Regions from separate parts of the Homo sapiens genome. Here region 1 is linked to region 2. A link is a loop called in an ENCODE intact Hi-C map of the cell type or tissue named here. Cell type or tissue: PC-3. All regions are shown on one strand. Links, peaks and the distances in the headings refer to the core of each region. The heading gives the core; the rest is flanking DNA.

Region 1 (5,378 bases), core at 235-5,234, 87 kb after region 2:
AGGCGTGGTGGCTCACACCTGTAATCCCAGCACTTTGGGAGGCTGAGGTGGGCGGATCATGAGGTCAGGAGTTCAAGACCAGCTTGGCCAACATGGTGAAACCCCCATCCTTACTAAAAATACAAAATTAGCCGGGTGTGGTGGTGCACACCAAAAATCCCAGCTACTCAGGAGGCTGAGGCAGGAGAATCACTTGAACCTGGGAAGCAGAGGTTGCAGTGAGCCAAGATTGCACCATTGCACTCCAGCCTGGGTGAGAGAGCAAGACTCCATCTCAAAAAAAAAAAAAAAAAAAGAGAAAAGAAATACATATACAAAAGACTCGTGTAACTCTGTGTCCCATAAGGTTGAATTCTAAGAGACTTTCATTAGTAATAAATGTATGCAATATATATGATTTTGAACCTAAATGACACTAACTGGTTGAGCAAGGATAAAGTGCTTCTTCTATGAAACCAATCCAGAAGACCTTAGAATTTCACATGCTAGAGATCTTAAATTTTCACTCATTTGACAGATCCTTCTGTGTGACAGATACTCTTATCCTGGGTCACAATCTTGCCTTATATTTTTTTTCTTTTTCTTAAAAAGAAGTCAGACTTTCCCCTACAGGAAGGCATTCCACCAGTCTTTTTGAGATGGAGTCTCACTCTGTCCCCCAGGCTGGAGTGCAGAATGCGATGGCACGAACACAGCTCACTGCAACCTCCTCCTCCCAGGTTCAAGCGATTCTCCTTTCTCAGCCTCCCGAGTAGCTGGGATTACAGGGGTACACCACCCTGCCTGGCTAATTTTTGTATATTTTTAGTGGAGATGGGGCTTCACCATGTTGGCCAGGCTGGTCTTGAACCCCTGACCTCAAGTGATCCGTCCGCCTCAGCCTCCCAAAGTGCTGGGGTTACAGGTGTGAGCCACCACGCCTGGCCCACCAGTCTTTTTACTACAATACTCTCCAGGATATTTTCAGAGATGAAAAAGGCACTTAATACTCCTATTCTCTGCAGCATTTTTTAACCCTCCTCAGAGAGTCTGATCCCTCTATTCTAATGCTCTGCCTGATGCTGAGAGAATGAGGAAATTTCATCTATTGAATACCTATTAAAATGTATTAGGTACCTACCTATAAAGCACTCCATTTAGCTTTAGAGATGCAAAGGTGTTCAAAAGAAGCTTCCTGGAACTCCGCAAGTGGGGAAGGCAGAAATAGACACAATAAATTATAGAACAGTTTATTACAAAAGTACAAATCAAACATTGTGAAGAAACAGAGAAAGCAGCTGGAAATACATCCTAAACAGAAAAAAGCTAGAGGGATAGTCTTTCCCTTGCACTAAGGTACAACAGCATACCGAGGAGAGAAATACAGAGAGACACTAAACAAAAACAAGGCTATAACCTGAGTTAACCAACATGAGAGGAAGGACAAAGAATGAGGCTCTCACAAGGTCATTCCTGAGTTTTAACATAATCAGATAGGAAAGCTTTCAGCAGAATGCAAGGGGAATCAGAAGGCAACATCATCTCCCACTGTCCCTTATCAATTAAATATGTACATGTTCTTCCGCCCAGGCTGAAAACATGATTCTCAAGGAATATAAAAAACCCAGTGCTGCTTTAATTGACAAAGCACTGAAACAGACTGTCCCTCCCCACGTAATGATAAAAATGCGCCAAAGTCGGCCGGGCATGGTGGCTCATGCCTGTAATCCCAGCACTTTGGGAGGTCAAGGCAGGATCACGAGGTCAGGAGATCGAGACCATCCTGGCTAATACCGTGAGACCCCGTCTCTACTAAAAATACAAAAACTTAGCCGGGCCCGGTGGCGGGCGTCTGTAGTCCCAGCTGCTGGGGAGGCTGAGGCAGGAGAATGGCGTGAACCCGGGAGGCGGAGCTTGCAGTGAACAGAGATCGCGCCGCTGCACTCCAGCCTGGGCAACAGAGCGAGACAATGTCTCGGGGAAAAAAGAAAGCCCCAAAGTCAGAGTTAATCAGCTGGGGCCTGTCGCAGTCTGGCCACATGCAGTAAGGGAAGGAGGCAGGCACAGTTCTTCTTCCCTAATTCCATCCACCCTCCCTCAGCTACCAAATTATGGTTTCTGATCCTGCAAGAGTCAAATTTGCAAAGGGTGGTTGAGTTCTTATCTGACTGATAACAGTTGTAAGATAATTTCCAGCAATCTTTATATGGCATTGAAAGGTGACAATGTGCTAGCAGCCCTTGCTTGCTCTCGGCGCCTCCTTGGCCTCGGCGTCCCTTCTGGCCACGCTGGAGAAGCCCTTCAGCCCACCGCTGCGCTGTGGGGGCCCCTCTCGGGGTCTGGCCGGAGCCCGCTCCCTCTGCTGGCGGGGAGGTGTGGAGGGACAGGCGCGGGCGGGAGCCCGGGCTGCGCAGGGCGCTGGAGGGCTGGCGCGGTTCCGGGTTGGGCGCGCCTCTGCTGCCCTGCACTCCGCGCCGCCGTCGGGCGCCTGCTGGGCTTGATTGGAGGACGGGCTCCCTCTGGGCTGCAAGAGTGCCCCGGCTAGGTGCCGCAAAGTCCCGCAGCCAGTGCCATTGAGAGGTGAAGCCTGCTGGGCTTCTGGTTGGGTGGGGACTTGGAGAGCCTTTCTGTCTAGCTAAAGGTTTGTAAACGCACCAATCAGCACTCTGTGTCTGTGCCACCCGAGCCAGTGGGGGCAACACGTTTGGGTTTCCTTCCTTGCTGTGGAAGGTTTGTTCTTTTGCTCTTTGTGCTAAATCTTGCTGCTGCTCGCTCTTTGGGTCCGTGCTGCCTTTATGAGCTGTAACAGTCACTGCTAAGGTATGCAGCTTCACTCTGAGGCCAGGCCCGCGAGACCACGAACCCACTGGAAGAAAGAACAACTCCAGAGGCGCCGCCTTTAAGAGCTGTAGCACTCACCGGGAAGGTCTGCAGTTTCAGTCCTGAAGTCAGCAAGACCATGAACCCACCAGCAGGAAGAAACTCTGGACACATATGAACATCTGAAGGAACAAACTCCAGACACACCATCTTTAAAAACTGTAACACTCGCCGCGAGGGCCCGTGGCTTCATTCTTGAAGTCAGCAAGACCAAGAACCCACCAATTCCAGACACAGCATTTATTTTAAAACCAACTCTCTCAGGAGTATTTCTCTGCCCACGGGTGTCCTCACCTCCAATTGCTTTAACCTGAATGAACGCACTCCATCCTGGCCTTTGTTTTCTCACAGCTCCTAAGGCATCCAGAGATCCACTTTGAATTATACTCTTCTGAGGCCTCTTCACACCTTTAATAGGCCCTTTCACATGGGATTTAAAATGGATCCTCCCTCCCCATAATGGCTCACTGTCTTTTGCCCGTGACCAACATCTGGGCCTCTGTAAACACTCAAGCATTCTTTGCCAAAACAAATTCGGAGAGTGCAGACAAGTCTCAACACAGTAACAATTCTCCCTTTCTCAGACAAAGCAGCTCACCAGCCACCAGCCCTTCTCTCAGCCTTGATTTCCTGGATGAGTCAAATACCTGCTTCCAGAAGCAGAACATTCACAGCAAGCTCTCTGAAGTAGGATTTATTTAAGAAATAAGTGTCCTCCCACCCTCCCTGTTTGGCAACTTAGTAATTTTTTTAATGAAATGCGTTCTCACATTCATAACAGATTAGCCACCCGTTATATTGTCATGGTGATGGAAGATGGAAGTAGTTCAGAAAACATCGCTTTTATATATAATTTAATTAAGTTTCTATTGTGAAAGGGAAGGAAAGATTATATTCCTGACTAAAATAAGGATTCATGTGTAACAGAGTGGGGACAGAAAGGTATTTGCATAGAAATAAAATATTTGTTTCAAAGGTACCAACTCTCCAAATCATGTCCACTACTCAGTATTATTTTTTCAATCCAAAGTCTTTATTCCGACATATTTTATTAAAACATGACACATTAAAATTAAGAAATATGCTTATAACTAAATGGATGTGGTTTTCAAAGTGACTGTAGAATTTTTTATTCTAACAAGCAGTGTATGAGGGTTATAGTTTCTCCACATCTTTTACGGTACTTCTTATGGTCTGCCTTTTTTATTGTCCATTTTAAAATGTTATAACCATTTAAATTCTGATTGTAACTGAATTACAACTCTCTACTCTTAGATTTAAACATTTTATATGCAGTTAATTTGAAGCACAATTACTGCATCTTAAGTTTCCATTGATGTACATAAAATTATGATTTACCAACAACCAAATAATATTTTATTATAAAAGATAAATGGTAATATCAAGAGATAATGGATATCCTTCAACAATTTTAGCTTGCAAATTAAAAATGCTTCCCAAGAGCTAAGGGCACAATTTTTATTCGCATCTAGTAGAGTCACCAACCATAAAATCATTTCTTTCAACTTTATGACTGACATTTCTCAAATAAGCTGTTCTAAATCCTGATTGTTCTTTTTTTAAATATGCATGCTGCAAGGTTGCTAATTTGCAATAGGTGTCATCATGACAATAGACTGACAAAGTATCTCACACCCTTGAATTATACTAACTCAAGAATGGATGGGAAAGCATTGCCAAAGAGAGACTAATGCTTCCATTCTTCAATGAAACTAGTAATACATCCCTATCAAGAAGAGAGTTATCTCACTTCCAGTTTCTTTCTTCCCCTCAAGAACAACTTGAATCTCTTTGGCATCCAAAGTCTCAGAGGCCAATAAAGCCTCTGCTAGATTCTTACACTCTTTTGCATGAGTGTTCAAGATATGTTTTGCTCATTCATATGAGTCCTGAAATAGAAAAGCAGATACATAAAAAGCAGAAAATGTGGGCTGGGTGCGGTGGCTCATGCTTGTAATCCCAGTACTTTGGGAGACTGAGGCAGGTGGATCGCTTGACCCTCAGGAGTAGGAGACCAGCCTGGGCAACATGGCAAAACCCCATCTGTACAAAAAATACAAAAACAAATTAGCCAGGCATGGTATCACACTCTTGTTGTCCCAGCTACTCAGGAGGCTGAGGCAGGAGGATCACTCAAACCCGGAAGACAGAGGTTGCAGCGAGCCGAGATTGTGCCACTGCACTCTAGTCCAAGTGACAGAGGGCAGACCCTGTCTCAAAAAAATGGAGGAAGGAAGGAAGGAAGGAGAAAGAAAGGAAAGAGAGAAAGAAAGATGAAAGATAAAAAAAGGAAGGAAAGGAAAGAGAAAGAAAGAAATGTAGGGGAAACAAAACCCAAACTCAATGGGTAAAGCTATAGAAACTTTATATATCCTTAAAAATGTGAAATCTATAGATTTAAATTTATAAAAGCTTGGTTTTGTAGTGTAAATAATTTGTGCATCATAAATAGTAAGGAAAAGAGAATATGCTTTCTAGAAAGGCAGAGACCTCATCTT
Region 2 (5,378 bases), core at 248-5,247:
GAGACAGAGTCTTGCTCTGTTGCCCAGGCTGGAGTGCAGTGGCACAATCTCAGCTCACTGCAACCTCCACTTTCCAGATTCAAGCAATTCTTGTGCCTCAGCGTCCCAAGTAGCTGAGATTACAGACGTGCACCACCACACCCAGCTGAATTTTGTATTTTTAGTAGAGATGGGTTTTCACCACGTTGGCCAGGTTGGTCTCGAACTCCTGACCTCAAGTAATCTGCCTACCTTGGCCTCCCCCAAAATGCTGGGATTACAGGAGTGAGCCACCATGCCCAGCCAATATTTTGAAAACCAATGCTTCAGAGCAATTTAAAAAATAATCATAGGCATTACATATAATCCTCAAAGGTTACATGCACAAAACTGGGCATCTCTATTATGAAATAGTTGAGGACTCTGACATCCTTTTCAGCTTTTTTTCTATCATTCGAATTAGCCTTTTCTTTTTTCTGTTTCTTCTTGAGTCCATTTTAGTAATTTTTATCCTCCTAGGATATCATAATTTTAGTTAGCTTTTAAAAGAATTATTGTAATAAATTATATTTAGAAAATAATTTAGTATGCTTTTCTTTTCCATACCTGTCTGATCATGCATGTCCCTATATAGGGATACAAACTGCTAGTGATATCTTTAGTTTAAGGGAAATGAGAGAACAGAAGTTTAAAATTTATCTAGCTCAAACACAAAGAGAATGCAAACTGTTAAAAGATATTTTTAAGGGGAATGTGAGAACAGAGGTTTAAAATGTATTTAGTCAAACACAAAGAAAAAGAGAGTCGGCTGGGTACGGTGGCTCACGCCTGTAATCCTAGCACTTTGGGAGGCCGAGGTGGGTGGATCACTAGGTGAGAAGTTCGAGACCAGCCTGACCAACGTAGTGAAACTCCATCTCTACTAAAAATACAAAAATTAGCCGGCATGGTGGCTCACACCTATAATCCCAGCTACTTGAGAGGCTGAGGCAGAAGAATTGCTTGAACCTGGGAGGCAGAGGTTGCAGTGAGCAGAGATCGTGCCATTGCACTCCAGCCTGGGCAACGAGAGCAAAACTCTGTCTCAAAAAAAAAAAAAAGTAAAGAAAAAGAGAGTCAATATTTTGAAGTCCACATAAAAGATGATAGTTTGGAAAGCTGTTAGTTTACAAGAACCAAGATTTTTGAAAGAACAATTTTTGAAAATCAAAAGGCAAAGATTTGAAAGATAAAGGTATAACATTAGCCTACAAATAAACAATTAAGGTTGCGGTTTTCCAGGGAGTCAATAGGATGACAGAGAACCTGACAAGAACGAGGTCAGGGTGACCTGCATGGCTTCCAGGGATCACACAGAGAAGAGCAGAGATCATACTTGGAAAGAACTCAGTTTCTGCCCTAAAGAAGACCAATACAGCCAAACCAAGGGCAGTCGGGCAGGTGATGGAACCAAGCCACGCTGAAGTCTGTCCACCACCGTTCAGGGGAGTGCTGTTCCCCGTCCCACCAGGAGAACTGCTAGCATTGCCTTCATTGCCCCCCGTGAAGGTCTTCCTTTGATCGCTGTTTGCACCTCACTCCATGACACCCAGGAGAAATGTGACCCGTATACATCCTGATGTTTCAGTCAGCCCATCTCAACTCTACTATAAATATTTTTCAATAACCCAGCACTTTTTAAGGCCCCTAAAAGAAAGGGTAGAACCGTGGATGCCCGACAGGACTGGGTAGTGCAGAGAGAACCAGCAGCTCAACTTGGGTGGTTTCAGAAAAACAAAAAACAAAAAACAAAACAGTTCAAAACTTCACTTTGAGCCAGGACAGTGGAAAGAGCCACAGCTGTTCTATTAGTATCAGTATTTTTAGCAGAGTCTACTTTCCTCAGGCTGCAACTTTTCTTACTGGAAAAGTGCAACCACCTCTTAACTGATCTCCCTGAAACTGTTCTCTCCACCCTCCAGTCTTTTCTGTACATTGCTTGCAACAATTACCTTCCAAAAAATCAAATGTGGTCATGTTTCCTCTCTAGAAATCTTTATTATCCTGTTGTTGCATACAAGAGGAAGGCCAAACTCAGCAGCATTAACTGGACTGCCCTTCAAAACCCAGTCGCAGTCAAAATTTTAGCCTCAACCTATGCCTCTGCCAGTGTTTAAACTTAAATGTTAGCCATTTCAAACAGGGCAGAGCTTTTCCATACGGTTGAATATTTACTCACTGGTTCTTCCTCCTAGATTATCATGAACTTGGTTCTCTGCCCAGCAAACTCCTTCCCAACTCAAATACTATTATGACCCTATAAAAAGTTACTTGCTTTCTCTCTCATTTACCGAGGTGCTTTATTCAGATTAATCTAAAAGCATCCGTCAGATTCTTTTTTTTTTTTTTTTTTTGAGACGGAGTCTCACTCTCTCGCCCAGGCTGGAGTACAGTGGCATGATCCCAGCTCACTGCAAGCTCCGCCTTCCGGGTTCATGCCATTCTCCTGCCTCAGCCTCCCGAGTAGCTGGGACTACAGGTGCCCGCCACCATGCCCGGCTAATTGTTTGCATTTTTAGTAGAGACGGGGTTTCATCGTGTTAGCCAGGATGGTCTCGATCTCCTGACCTTGCGATCCGCCCGCCTCAGCCTCCCTAAGTGCTGGGATTACAAGCGTGAGTCACTGCGCCCAGCCCCGTCAGATTCTTTGATCATGATTTCCTCTTGTCTCTTTCCCTACTGGACTGACAGCTCCTTGAGAGCAGTGACTTCCTTCCACTTGCTCCTAGGAGCCACCCTATACATGTTTGTTGAATGACTCAGTCCACAATGAGTGACACAGCTGACTAACATAAAACTAAAATGACCTTTGTTCACACAACAGGCTACAGTACTTTGTTAATTGTTCTGATCCAGCTTTTTTTTTGTACTTGGAAGTTTATTTGTTCATCGTGCATCATTTCTCTATGTTTGGTCAATCATTCCAGCCTGACAAGGTAGTTTTTTTTTTTTAATCATTTTTTAAACCTTCTGAGTCTGTTATCCAAGGAATAATGTTGCCTCTTCCAGCTGCATCCTCAGCACCATTTATAATTGTGCCATCAATTCCCTCATCCAAGTTATAAATATCAGTTCTGGACAGAGAGTTTTACATGGCAGTTACCCTATCTTCTCTAGAATTATACTTATTTCTTGTTTTGTCAACTTGAATGTGAACTCCTCAAGACAGGCATCATGGACCTCTCATGTTTATGTTCTCTTAACTTTCTTGATTTTAATAAACACTACAAAATATCCTAGTGTCCCTTGATGGTGGTGACAGAAAGCGGGTTCTGGAATCAGATGACCGAGGATCAGACCACAGCCCCCCACCTGCAGGTCAACTTAGGCAAGTTTCTCAAACCCTTCTAGCCATCAATGACATTTTCTCATATACAAAATGTGGAAAAAAGTAGTACCTACATGACAGAATTGTCTTGAGAGAATAAAACAGATAATGTATGTAGAACGTTTCATGCTATACTTAATCCAGAGTGTTTAATATAATAATAGTTATTAGAGGTATTAGTTGAATAAAATAAATAATGGAAATATCAATGTCATCAAATCTACTAATTTATTACTCAAGTGTATACTTTGCTAGGGCTGCCATTACAAAGTACCACAGTCTGGGTGGCTTTAGCAACAGAAATCTATTTTCTCACAATTCTGGAGGCCAGATCTCCAAGATCAAGGTGTCAGCAGGGTTGACACCTTGAGGCCTTTTTTTTGTTTTGTTTTGAGGCCTTTATTCTTGGTTAGTAGGTGGCCATCTTCTCCTTGCACCTTCACATGGTCTTTCCTCTGTACCTGTCTGTGTCCTAATCTCCTCTACTTACCAGAGCACCAGTTATACTGGATTAGAGCCCACTCCAACAAACTCATTTAACCTTATTTATTTTTTTAAAGACCCAATCTTGAAATGCAGTCATTCTTAGACACTGAGAGTTAGGATATCAAACATAATTTTTTTTTGGAGAGGGGACACAATTCAGGCTGTGATAATCAGTAATAGCTATCACACCCATTATAAGTAATATCTAAGTTAGTCATGATCAGCTGTATAACCATCAACAACAACTCACTGACCCTTCTTTTGTCTTTTTTTTTGAAACAAGGTCTCGCTCTGTTACCCAGGCTGTAGTGCAGTGGCATGATCTTGGCTCACTGCAGCCTCAATCTCCCAGGCTCAAGTGATCCCCCAACCTCAACCCGCTGAGTAGCTGGGACTACAGGCATGTGCCACCACACCCAGCTGATTTTTATTTTCATTTTTTTTGAGATGGAGTTTCACTCTTGTTGCCCAGGCTGGAATGCAATGGTGCAATCTCGGCTCACAGCAACCTCTGCCTCCTGGGTTCAAGCCATTCTCCTGCCTCAGCCTCCCAAGTAGCTGAGATTACAGGCATGTGCCACCACGCCCGGCTAATTTTGTATTTTTAGTAGAGACGGGGTTTCTCCTTGTTGGTCAGGCTGGTCTCGAACTCCAGACCTTAGGTGATCCACCTGCCTCAGCCTCCCAAAGTGCTGGGATTACAGGCATGAGCCACCGTGCCCAGCCTGATTTTTTATTTATTTATTTTTTGTAGACACAGGGTTTCTCTATGTTGTCTAAGCTAGTCTCAGCTGAAACAGGGCTTAGCTCACACAGTTCAAAACTAGCTGAAGGCCTGACTTTCCCTGGTGACCATACCAGATACAATCATAAAGCAGGGAAAAAAGAGAATGTGCCTGGCGACTCCTCTTCTGGAAACTCTCTGGGAAATCCGTCCTTTTGGCCACTATCAATGCCTGGGGGCAGCTTAGATTGAAAACTGTGGTGCCCCATTAGCAGGCAACTTTCCTCCAAGAAAATGTTATTTTTCTTTCCCTTATTGAATTACTGGCTTCATTATATTGGGGTTTATTTGGGAGGGGAAATTTCTGTCTTCCTTGAATTAAAACCTGTGGTTAGACATGGTTCTTTTGTACATATACCGTTTCATAGGGTTTTGAAAAAAGGAAGGGATGAAGGAAAAGAAAATGATGAGGATAAAACCACCAGTTGGCTTAGTTCTCTGTAAATATTTTCTTTTTTTTTTGATTGACAAAGATTACGCAAGACTTTATTTTTACTTATAAAGTGAACATATTTAGAAACATTATTAATCCCTTAAAATAACCAAGATGTTGCTTATCAATAGGTATTAACTATATTATATACAATATATGAATATTTTATTATATAAAACATATTTATATAAATATAATGTATATAATATATAAAATAAGCTTTGGTAGTGAATAATAATGGTTAGCTTAATCAGTATAGTAATGATAATTTTTTGCTCTCCTGTGCAAATGACACTGGGATGTTCTTATAACTTTTATGTGCTCATCTA

The links. Hi-C counts contacts between places; a loop is a spot of excess contacts. Peaks named below come from ENCODE experiments on the same cell type or tissue, not always from the same donor. Only the 100,000 strongest peaks of a DNase experiment are listed, where the experiment ranks them.
Region 1: a loop joins it to region 2, with 10 times the contacts of the local background. A loop is called at or near these places in 6 of 110 quality-filtered maps.

Annotation. Positions count from the first base shown.
Region 1 is chr2:130,325,516-130,330,893 of GRCh38, forward strand. No RefSeq gene overlaps it. Among named protein-coding and RNA genes, the nearest start is that of TRE-TTC1-1, 9.0 kb to the right of the region's middle. In PC-3, for the core only: no CTCF peak of the experiment used is centred there; a DNase peak (open chromatin) is centred at 2,816.
Region 2 is chr2:130,238,483-130,243,860 of GRCh38, forward strand. No RefSeq gene overlaps it. Among named protein-coding and RNA genes, the nearest start is that of TUBA3E, 43 kb to the left of the region's middle. In PC-3, for the core only: no CTCF peak of the experiment used is centred there; a DNase peak (open chromatin) is centred at 2,729; H3K27ac peaks cover 278 bases.